3 separate regions of the Homo sapiens genome follow, and regions 1 and 2 are each linked to region 3. A link is a contact called in ENCODE Hi-C or POLR2A ChIA-PET data. All regions are on one chromosome and are shown on one strand. Each heading gives the region's core, a stretch centred on a gene start or an enhancer-like site at or near the end of the contact. The rest is flanking DNA. Distances are from core to core; before and after follow the strand shown.

What was found. A loop is a pair of places that touch in the nucleus more often than their neighbours do. ChIA-PET counts read pairs that join two places held with the same protein, here RNA polymerase II (POLR2A). Pooled maps may share reads with other maps.
Region 1: a loop to region 3 is called in a map of ascending aorta, with 5 times the contacts of the local background. The contact joins the promoter of GPRC5C here to the enhancer-like site in region 3. A Hi-C loop is called at or near these places in 2 of 168 maps with a recorded cell type or tissue (aorta and ascending aorta) and 8 of 50 pooled maps.
Region 2: a loop to region 3 is called in a pooled map, with 5 times the contacts of the local background. The contact joins the promoter of NHERF1 here to the enhancer-like site in region 3. A Hi-C loop is called at or near these places in 7 of 50 pooled maps. POLR2A ChIA-PET finds 5 or more read pairs at or near these places in 2 of 52 experiments (HepG2 and K562).

The regions. Positions count from the first base shown.
Region 1 is chr17:74,430,732-74,433,595 of GRCh38, forward strand. GPRC5C (G protein-coupled receptor class C group 5 member C) reads left to right here and starts at 1,357. Exons shown (of 4, transcript NM_022036.4): 1 at 1,357-1,410. RefSeq lists a silencer at 230-369.
Region 2 is chr17:74,747,023-74,750,123 of GRCh38, forward strand. It overlaps NHERF1 (NHERF family PDZ scaffold protein 1), which reads left to right and starts at 1,606. Exons shown (of 6, transcript NM_004252.5): 1 at 1,606-2,265. The coding sequence starts at 1,825. SLC9A3R1-AS1 (SLC9A3R1 antisense RNA 1) reads right to left here and starts at 2,845. Exons shown (of 3, transcript NR_187307.1): 1 at 2,041-2,845; 2 at 1,551-1,905; 3 at 1-521. It overlaps MIR3615 (microRNA 3615), which reads left to right and starts at 1,591; the gene lies at 1,591-1,677. It overlaps RAB37 (RAB37, member RAS oncogene family), which reads left to right. Exons shown (of 9, transcript NM_001006638.3): 9 at 1-313. RefSeq lists enhancers at 160-755, 2,044-2,669 and a silencer at 1,150-1,839.
Region 3 is chr17:73,290,072-73,292,881 of GRCh38, forward strand. The region is part of intron 1 of CDC42EP4 (CDC42 effector protein 4); the gene reads right to left. Among named protein-coding and RNA genes, the nearest start is that of CDC42EP4, 21 kb to the right of the region's middle. RefSeq lists enhancers at 855-1,074, 1,365-1,444, 1,419-1,713, 1,697-2,578, 1,845-1,914. Within about 2 kb of position 1,545, at least 32 of the 41 ENCODE cell types and tissues checked have a DNase peak (open chromatin) inside an H3K27ac peak, as active enhancers do; they include ascending aorta, where a contact is called at or near this core.

The sequences.
Region 1 (2,864 bases), core at 107-2,606, 1.1 Mb after region 3:
TCCAGCAACTCCGGGTGATTCATAGAGTTTAGACTCCCGGTTGTCGTAGACCGCGGCAGGCACGCAAACAAGCAGCCCGGGAGATACCCTCCCCTTTCCCAGCCCCCGCTCCTCCACCTTGCTACCCCCTAGCCCGTGACCAGCTGCCTCCCCTCCCCCTCGCGGGCGCTCAGGGTTGAGCAAACACTCCGGGCCGCCCGCCCCGCCACCAGCTGGCTCCGACCGGCGCACCGCTGGCGATCCCCCAGGCAATTCGGCGTCATGAGAACCGGCACCCCGAGACTCGGCGCCCTGCCCTCCCTCCGCGTCTCCAGGGCCCTGGCCAGGCCCAACAACCTCTCCCTCCTCTGTGCGCCTCAGCCCCTACGGGCCTCTGGCGCGGGCTAACTAGGCCTCGCTGCGGGCCCCCAGGACTGCGCACCCCACCCCCCGCGAGGCCAGCAGCCCCGGGGGAAGGCGGCCGGAAAATCTCTTGTTTATCGGGCTGGATAAGTACCAGCCTGGATTCGCTTCCCAATTTCTGCGGTCCAGCTTCAGCAGATTCCTGGGGCCGGAGGGGAAAGGGTGGCAACCCACAGATCCACCCCGGAACAGGGAGTGGGGGGTGGGGCTGGTGGGAACCTGACCTCCTGGAAAGGACGGACTCGGAGTCAGAGCCAACGTGTCCCGGAGCGCAGAGGCCCAGGGGGTCGCGCTAAACACTGTACCTCGGGGAACAAAACCGTGAAGGCTAATTAGGACAAGTCGGAGCAGGGAACGGGGACGCCGGGAGGGGAGAGCGCGCTCCGAGTTGGGCAGAACCTGGAACGGTCACAGGAAACCCGGGCGCGGGGTAGTCGGGCCGAGGGGGACCTTTGCCCACGGTCCAGAGTGGTCTGGACTCGGCCCACGCGTGAGAGGAGCGCTTGGTGACGATCCCACGTACGCTTGGTGACTGGTGGAGGTCCCAGAGAAGGACCGTGCGTGCAAAAGGCGAACCTCGGTGTGCGGTGTGTCCACGTGTGCAAGCTGGGGAGGGGAGGGGGCGCAGAAGGCGTGACAAAGACGGACTCTGTCTTGAGTGTGCGCCTCGCTCCGGCCCGCTCCCAGCGAACTGTGCCTGAAGTGTGTCTCACGGGAGGGCCAGGACGAAGGTGACAAAGGCTAGGTGTCCCCCACGGAGACGCGCCAAGGTAGCCCCGCGCGTGTCCGTAGGCGCGCTCTCTGGAAGACGCGGTGGGGGGTGCGCAGGGCTGCACCCTCACACCAATTGCCCCGGCGAAGGCCGAGCCCAGAAAGTGAGTGCGCGTGAGTGTGCGCGCGCCCGCATGCGGGGGCGTGGCAGTCAACAGCAACAACCCACACGCCGGCAGGGCCAGAAACTCCCATCTCCCTCACCAGCCGGAAAGTACGAGTCGGCTCAGCCTGGAGGTGAGTCGGGGCGGGGAGGGCCGGGCAGGCTTTGTTCCTGTGTAAACGGAGCGCACGTACCTGGAGCGCGGCGGGCGCCCGATTAGCGCCCTGAATGGAGGTGATGTAACGGTGATGCAGGCTCCAGCCCACCCTCGCCGAAAGCAAGGAGCCCTGCCTGGGGACAGGCCCGCGCGAGAGCGAGCAACCCAGCGCGCCTGGCTCAGCCTCGGTCCCAGGGAGAGGCAGGCCCTGCGTCCCGGCCCGGGCCCCGCCATCCCAGCCAGGACCGGGCCTGGCCCAGCGCCCCGCGCCGCGTCCCTCCCACCCCCGCCCGCCCCCCGCCTGGGGCTGGAGTTGGCCCCAAACGCTGCGCTGGAGCGGGGCCGGCGGCGAGTCCCAGGTAAGGGCTGCTGCCTTCCCGCTCCGCCGCCCGGAAGAGTCGGGTCGGGACGGCGGGGAGTGGGCGAGGGCAGAGGCGGGGGGACTGGACATCCTGCGGGCTGGGGACGCCGCGCCAACTCCGCTCGGTCGCTGAAAGTTTTCAAACCCGAGCCGGCTGGGGACTGGGGGGGTGGGGGAGCCCGGCGCTGCGGCTCGGGCTGGAGGGAGGGGAAACCACTCCATAATCGGGGTCTCCAAGAGGAGCCCCTCCACCGCCTGCCTCTCGGTGGGAGTCCGCGGTCACTCTCTCTCGTGGGTGGCGTCCTCTCTGCCGCCTGCTACTGTGGATGTGGAGGGCAGGTTTCTGTGGCCCTAAAAATGGGAGAGAGTGACTGGTTCCCTTGCTCCCCATTCCAGCCACCCAGGGAGCGCAGGTGTAGACCCCAGTACCGTCGACCCAAGTAGGGACGAGAGGGTTCAGAATCCCCCTGAGGGAAGTTTGGAAATTCAGACTATCAAAGCGCCTCCCCTTCTGGTAGCCTGGCCCCTAGATCCCGAACCCCCACTCCCGGCTGGCTTTTCCAGCGTCCTTTGCACCTCCATCCCCAGGCCCGCAGTGTTACACGCTGGAAGACCCAATCACTTACAAACTCCACGATCAAGATCCTAAAGCCCGGGAGAGGAGACTGTTGGAAGTAGGGTTTTGTGCTCCTGGAGCTTCCTCTCCCCGCCGGCCCCCCACCCCTGTGCCTTCAACTGGACTGGGGGAGGGAGTGCATTGGGGGGTGGGGCGCATTCCAGAGTGACATTCCAGAGCAGACCCTTGAAGATTTCCAAGTCTCAGAGAGCTCAGGGCATTTTGGCCCAAATGCCTGGTCTTGGTGCGGGGCAGGGGCAGGGGGATAGGGGTGGGGTGTCTAGGCTGAGGTTCGAGGAACCCCAACCCACCCCCCACCAACCTACACACTGAGGCCGCTCCTTCCAGGCACAGGCGTCTCCTGTGCGCCTTCTTATCGATGGGGTAAACGCCTGAGCGCCCTGCACAGAGGGGTGAGACAGTGGGACCTAACCAGGGACTGGGAGAGACCGAT
Region 2 (3,101 bases), core at 356-2,855, 1.5 Mb after region 3:
ACCTGCAGGCATCTTTACTGCAGCTCTGCCGGCCTGGAGGGGGAGAGGGGGAGGAAGAAGTATGCGCTGCACATTTCTGAGGCTACTGCATTTGCTTTCAAGGCAGAAATCTTGCTCTGAGCAGTCAGCGGCTCCAGTTTGGGCCCGATAAGGAAGTTCTCCGTGGCCTCCCTCAGGCAGAGCAGGGAGGAGGCTGACATTGCCAGTCTCTTCTGGGGCCCAAGGCAGGTTGCAGGAGATCCAATCCCATAGACAGCTCTGGGCCTCTTGCATTTGAGTTTTTCAGAATTAAACTGCAGTATTTTGGAAAGCACATCCTGTCCACTGTTTCTTTGAAGTGAGTGGGGGGGGGGGGTCTTGTTGAAGGAATTGTCATTCACTGCCAAAATCATTCCATCCTCCTTCCTCAGTGTCTGTCCTCAGATGGTCAGCTCCCCGCTCAACAGACTGTCTCCCGCCTCTGTGACCAGCCTCTCTTTGGCAAGAGGGAGCTAGAAGGCTTTACAGTCCTAATCATTTTTCTGTTGGAAAAAAAAAAAAAAAACCAAGGCTCCTTTCCCTGTGGCGTGTACCCAGAGGTTGATTACCTGAGTCTGTCCTGCCTCTCCCCACCCCACCTCCCTAGCCAAACGCTGCTGCCAAAGCCCACGCTATTGCCCTAGATGGCCTGTCTTCAGCGGGCTGCCCCTCGAGGTCCCAGGCTCTCCGCGGAGCCCTCACCTTCCCAGCAGGGATCAGAACCTGCACTCCTCTATGCGAGTCCTGGGACAGCACAAAGTGGATTAGGGTTAGGGTTCCCACAAACGGAAAAATGTTATTCAAACAACTCTGTAGGGTCCGAGGAGGCCCTCCGTCTTAATTCTCGAGACTGACCGGCCCTCGCTGCCCCGAGCGGGAGCAGTTGCCCCGGCAACAGCCGCTCCCTCTCAACTGGAGCTGCACCCAGGCTTTGGCTAAAGGCTGTTAAAACGTTGGCCAGGTGCGGTGGCTCACGTCTGTAATCCCAGGGCGGATCACCTGAGGTCAGGAGTTTGAAACCATCCTGGCCAACATGGCGAAATTTCGTCTCTACTAAAAATACAAAAATTAGCGGGGCGTGGTGGTGCGCGCCTGTAACCCCAGCTGCTCGGGAGGCTGAGGCAGGGGAATCGCTTGAACCCGGGAGGCGGAGGTTGCAGTGATCCGAGATCGCGCCACGGCAGTCCAGCCTGGGCGACAGAGCGAGACTCCGTCTCAAAAAAAAAAAAAAAAGTTAGGGTCCTTTACCCGAGGGCCGGCTTTCCTCACTCCCCGCCACAGGTAGGGGAAACCAGGCCGGAGCCGGCGGGCCCACCCGCCCAGAACCGGGAATTCGGCGAGCCCCGCCCCTGCCACCCCAGCGCCGGCCGCTCGGTAACAAACACTTCCACTTCCTGAGCGCTAGTCTTCGCCCGCCGCGGGGCGCCGCGCCGAGCGCAGGCCCCGCCCCGCGCGTTCCCAATGGCCGGCGCCGTTCACCCGGCCGGAGCGCCCAGGCCTGCAGCCCCCTATTGGCCCGCGGAGGTCCCCACCCTCAGCGCGGCCCCGCCCCCGGGGTAAGGAGCCGGGGCGGACTCTGGGACGCTCAGACGCCGCGCGGGGCGGGGATTGGTCTGTGGTCCTCTCTCGGCTCCTCGCGGCTCGCGGCGGCCGACGGTTCCTGGGACACCTGCTTGCTTGGCCCGTCCGGCGGCTCAGGGCTTCTCTGCTGCGCTCCCGGTTCGCTGGACGGGAAGAAGGGCTGGGCCGTCCCGTCCCGTCCCCATCGGAACCCCAAGTCGCGCCGCTGACCCGTCGCAGGGCGAGATGAGCGCGGACGCAGCGGCCGGGGCGCCCCTGCCCCGGCTCTGCTGCCTGGAGAAGGGTCCGAACGGCTACGGCTTCCACCTGCACGGGGAGAAGGGCAAGTTGGGCCAGTACATCCGGCTGGTGGAGCCCGGCTCGCCGGCCGAGAAGGCGGGGCTGCTGGCGGGGGACCGGCTGGTGGAGGTGAACGGCGAAAACGTGGAGAAGGAGACCCACCAGCAGGTGGTGAGCCGCATCCGCGCCGCACTCAACGCCGTGCGCCTGCTGGTGGTCGACCCCGAGACGGACGAGCAGCTGCAGAAGCTCGGCGTCCAGGTCCGAGAGGAGCTGCTGCGCGCCCAGGAAGCGCCGGGGCAGGCCGAGCCGCCGGCCGCCGCCGAGGTGCAGGGGGCTGGCAACGAAAATGAGCCTCGCGAGGCCGACAAGAGCCACCCGGAGCAGGTAAGCGGGGCCCAAGCCGCGCAGGCTGGCATGGAGTGGGAGGAGGATCCGGAGAGACCCAGGTGCCCCGGCCGTCCAGCCCCGCGCCCGCCGTCGTTTTTCTGAAACTCGAGCTGCGAGGGGGAGACCGCTTCCGCCCGCCGACCAGGCGCCCTGACACATCCTAGGCAGGCCTGGGGCTGCGTCCCGCGACCTCCTCTCCTTCCCAGGCTGTGCTGGGAGCTTGAGCGCCTTTGCCGCCTGCACCTCTTGTTCCCTGGCCTTTGGGAGGGCGGCGCAGGGGAACCCAGCCCCCTTCCCTCGGGTCTGTGGGTGTCTGCTCCCGTTCCTCGGAATCCCCCAATCCTGCTCCTTCCCTGGTGCCCTCTCCTCGTTCACCCCAGTCCGCAGATGGGCCGGGGAGAAAGGGCTCTCCGCCCCAGAGGTGCCAGCTTCGCCCGCCACTCCTACTTCAAAAGCTAGAGGAATAGCATTACTCCTCCTGTGTGGAGCCCCGGCGCGAGGAGGCCCTCTCCGCAGCCCGCCGGTGTGTGTCCTGAACTTCAGTCCTGCTGGACTTCATCCTCCCGGAGTCCTGTGTGACTTCTAAGGGAGAGGAAGCCCCACCATCTCAGGGCGGTGTGGGGGTTGCCTGGCAGGGAGGAGGAGCCAAGGCATCTCGGAGTGGTGGTTCTGCCACCTCAGAGGATTTACGATTCTCAGGAATGTGAAGAGTAAGCGCCTAGAACTGTATCTGGGAGGGAAGGGGAAAGACCTTGGAAGAAGAAAAAGATGGCCATGGGGAGGAGAGAGAGCTCCTGGGGCTCACGGCCCTGTGTGCGCCAGCGGAGCTCACG
Region 3 (2,810 bases), core at 295-2,794:
TCTTCCACCTGCCTGCACCCCGACTCCTGGCTCTACGCACAGCATCCAGGAATCTCAAAGAACTGGAGGGGATATTCAGTGCAGCACTTTCACTTTATGGATGAGGAAACAAGTTTATTGAAGGAAAGTGATTTATCCAGGTTTTTAGCCCAAAGCAACAGAGCTGGGCTAGAAACTGGGTCTTTGAGTCCAGAGCTCTCTCCGCTCCACTCCAGGCCCTTCTCCAGCTCTGGCGGCGGCATTGCTGGTCAGTGACCACCGACCACTGAGTGCTCCTCCCCACTGCTGGCCGGCAGGGTACAGAGAAGGGGGTACCCAACAGCTGCTTCAAGAAGGTTCTTGTGTAATCCTAGAGCAGGTTCCACACTGTTGCTATTTGGGCCAGATAATTTCTCATCGGGAGGTGGACCTGCCCTGTGCACTGTAGGATATTCAGCAGCATCCCTGGTCTCTACCCATTAGATGCCAGTAGCATCCACCCCCCAGTCACAACAAGCAAAACTGTCTCAAGATATTGCCCAATGTCCCCCAGGAGGCAAAACTGCCCCAGTTGAGAAACAGCAGCCTTGAGTGAGAACACACAGGTGAAGATAGAGCAGGTATGCTCACCAGGTAAACAACAAAGACAGAGAAGCAGGGAGGCGGGTGTGGATGGTCAGAACCGGGTGAGAACATGGCGGCACGAGCCCCCAGAGCTGCGTTAAGGGTTTCAACGCCAAGGCAGGAACCCCCAGACCCTGTGAGTGATGTCAGGTCCTGTGGTTTCCCGATCTTATACGCTCATTAGAGAGGAAAGAAAGGGAAACCACAGACCCGGCTCCCCAGGACTCACCAGAGAAGCTGCAGGTCACTGTGGCTGCCCAAAGGGACCAAATATCCTGGCCATGATGGCTACAGGGGAGGACAGCTCCCCGCATCCCATTAGCCACACCACCCAGCACATCCTTGCGGGTAGAACTATTGAGGTAGGTCAGAGGGGACAGCAGGGAAACTCAGCTGAAATCACGGCCATCCTGGGCTAGCCCTGGGGTCCCCAGGATCTTGTTCAACCCCACACCCCAGAAAGACAGGGACAGGTCTACCCAGTGCTGCCTGCTGCCACGGTCTCGCTTCCTGGGGGGTTGGGAACGAGACTTTGTGGCTTGTAGAAAGCCATCTTCAATAACCAGCAAGGAAGGGTCCTGAGAGAGTTGGGGCCTAGAGGGAGTCACGCATCTGTCCCACTGCCCCAGCGAGGAGGGGGCTGCAGTACCTGGCAGTCCACACTGGGGATGAGGCCTGGGTGTCTGGAGCTCAGACTAGACAGGCCACCCAGCAGGATTGAGGGTCAGCAACAGCTTGGTTTCACCAGCCTTGAGTGACCTTGAGTCACTCTGAGCTTCTAACAGAGAACAGTTTGGAGGTGACGAGCTGGATCATAGAGTTTAAGAGAAAGTAGGTGGTGGGAGTCTCGCCAGAGGCCTGGGCAGGTCCTGGGGGCAGCTATGGTTTGGGAGGCCACAGGGCATTGTGGCTTTGGGCGGGGCTTTCAGAAGCATGGTGACTCAGCTCTGGGGAAGTGGCTAAAATAGGCTGCCCAACGTGGGGCAGGCACTCCCCATAGCCTGCCTTGGGCGGGACACCCCCACCCCACCCCAGAAACCACATCCCACTTTCTTGGCAGGGAGAGGGAAAATGGATCACAGCTCACAGCCCTCCCTAGCTCTCCTGAGCCTCCGGAGGAACAGATTCCTCTACCCTCAGCCCACTGACCACGGAACCTTCCTTTAAGGTGGGAACGAGGAGCCCTCCCCAGAAGGTCAGGCCCCTGCTTGGGTCACAGCAACCACACCTTTAGTTCAGCCCTGTTCCTGAGACTACGGAAGACCACCCTTGCCTGGACCCCTCGCCTATCCTCCCTGGCCCTCCCAGCTTGGCCAGCCCAGCAGACCCAGAGCAGAAGGACAGACGGGACCAACACTTCTCACTCCAAGTGACCGGGCAGTGGCCTGTCCCTGGCAGCTTGGCTTGAGGCAGGCGCCAGACCTGAGCTCTCATGGGGCAGCTAGGCAGGCCTCGCTCTCTGAAGCTGCCCTGCGGTTCACCCCGGTATACAGGGTACACAACATGCCTCAATGCCCACTGCCACTGCCTCCGCCACTGCTGCTGGGCAGCATGCCCTCTGCAGGGCCTTCCCCTAGCTGTTCTAACCAACCACCCGATGCCAGGTCCAGGCAATGTGGCCGAATAGCAGAGGGCTTTTAGTGCACGATGACTTTAGTTGTGACCTGGATCGGCTACAAGAGGCTTTGTTCCATTACTCATCATCCAGTCACTCACTCCATGACTTCCTGCAGACCCACTGATATTCACAAACTCTTCTAGGCCCTGGAGATAGAGCAGTGAAAATAGCACGCTGTTTTCCCAGGGCACGTGTGTAGTGTGAGTGTGGGGGGTGGGGGTGGGGAATGGAGGTGTAAACCTATAAATAAAATAAATGGTATCTCATATTCCTCAGTATAAGGAGGGAAAGGGGTGGTATGAGTGGGTGTGGGAGTCAGGGGGTCTGGGGGAGGCCCCTCTTGAGGAAGGAGCATCATGAGTTGAGAACCAAATGATGAGAAGGAACCAGCCGGGTCAGAAGCGACCCAGGCAGAGGGAACGGCGCGTGCAAACGCCGGGGTATAGGAACAGGCTTGTGGCATTTATGGAATAGAATAAAAATCCATGCAGCCAGGGCCCAGGTTACATAGAGCCCTCCCTACCAGGCCACATAAAGAGTTCTGTTTTGTTTTTAGTTTTTATTACAGGCACCTGCCATCATGCCCAGT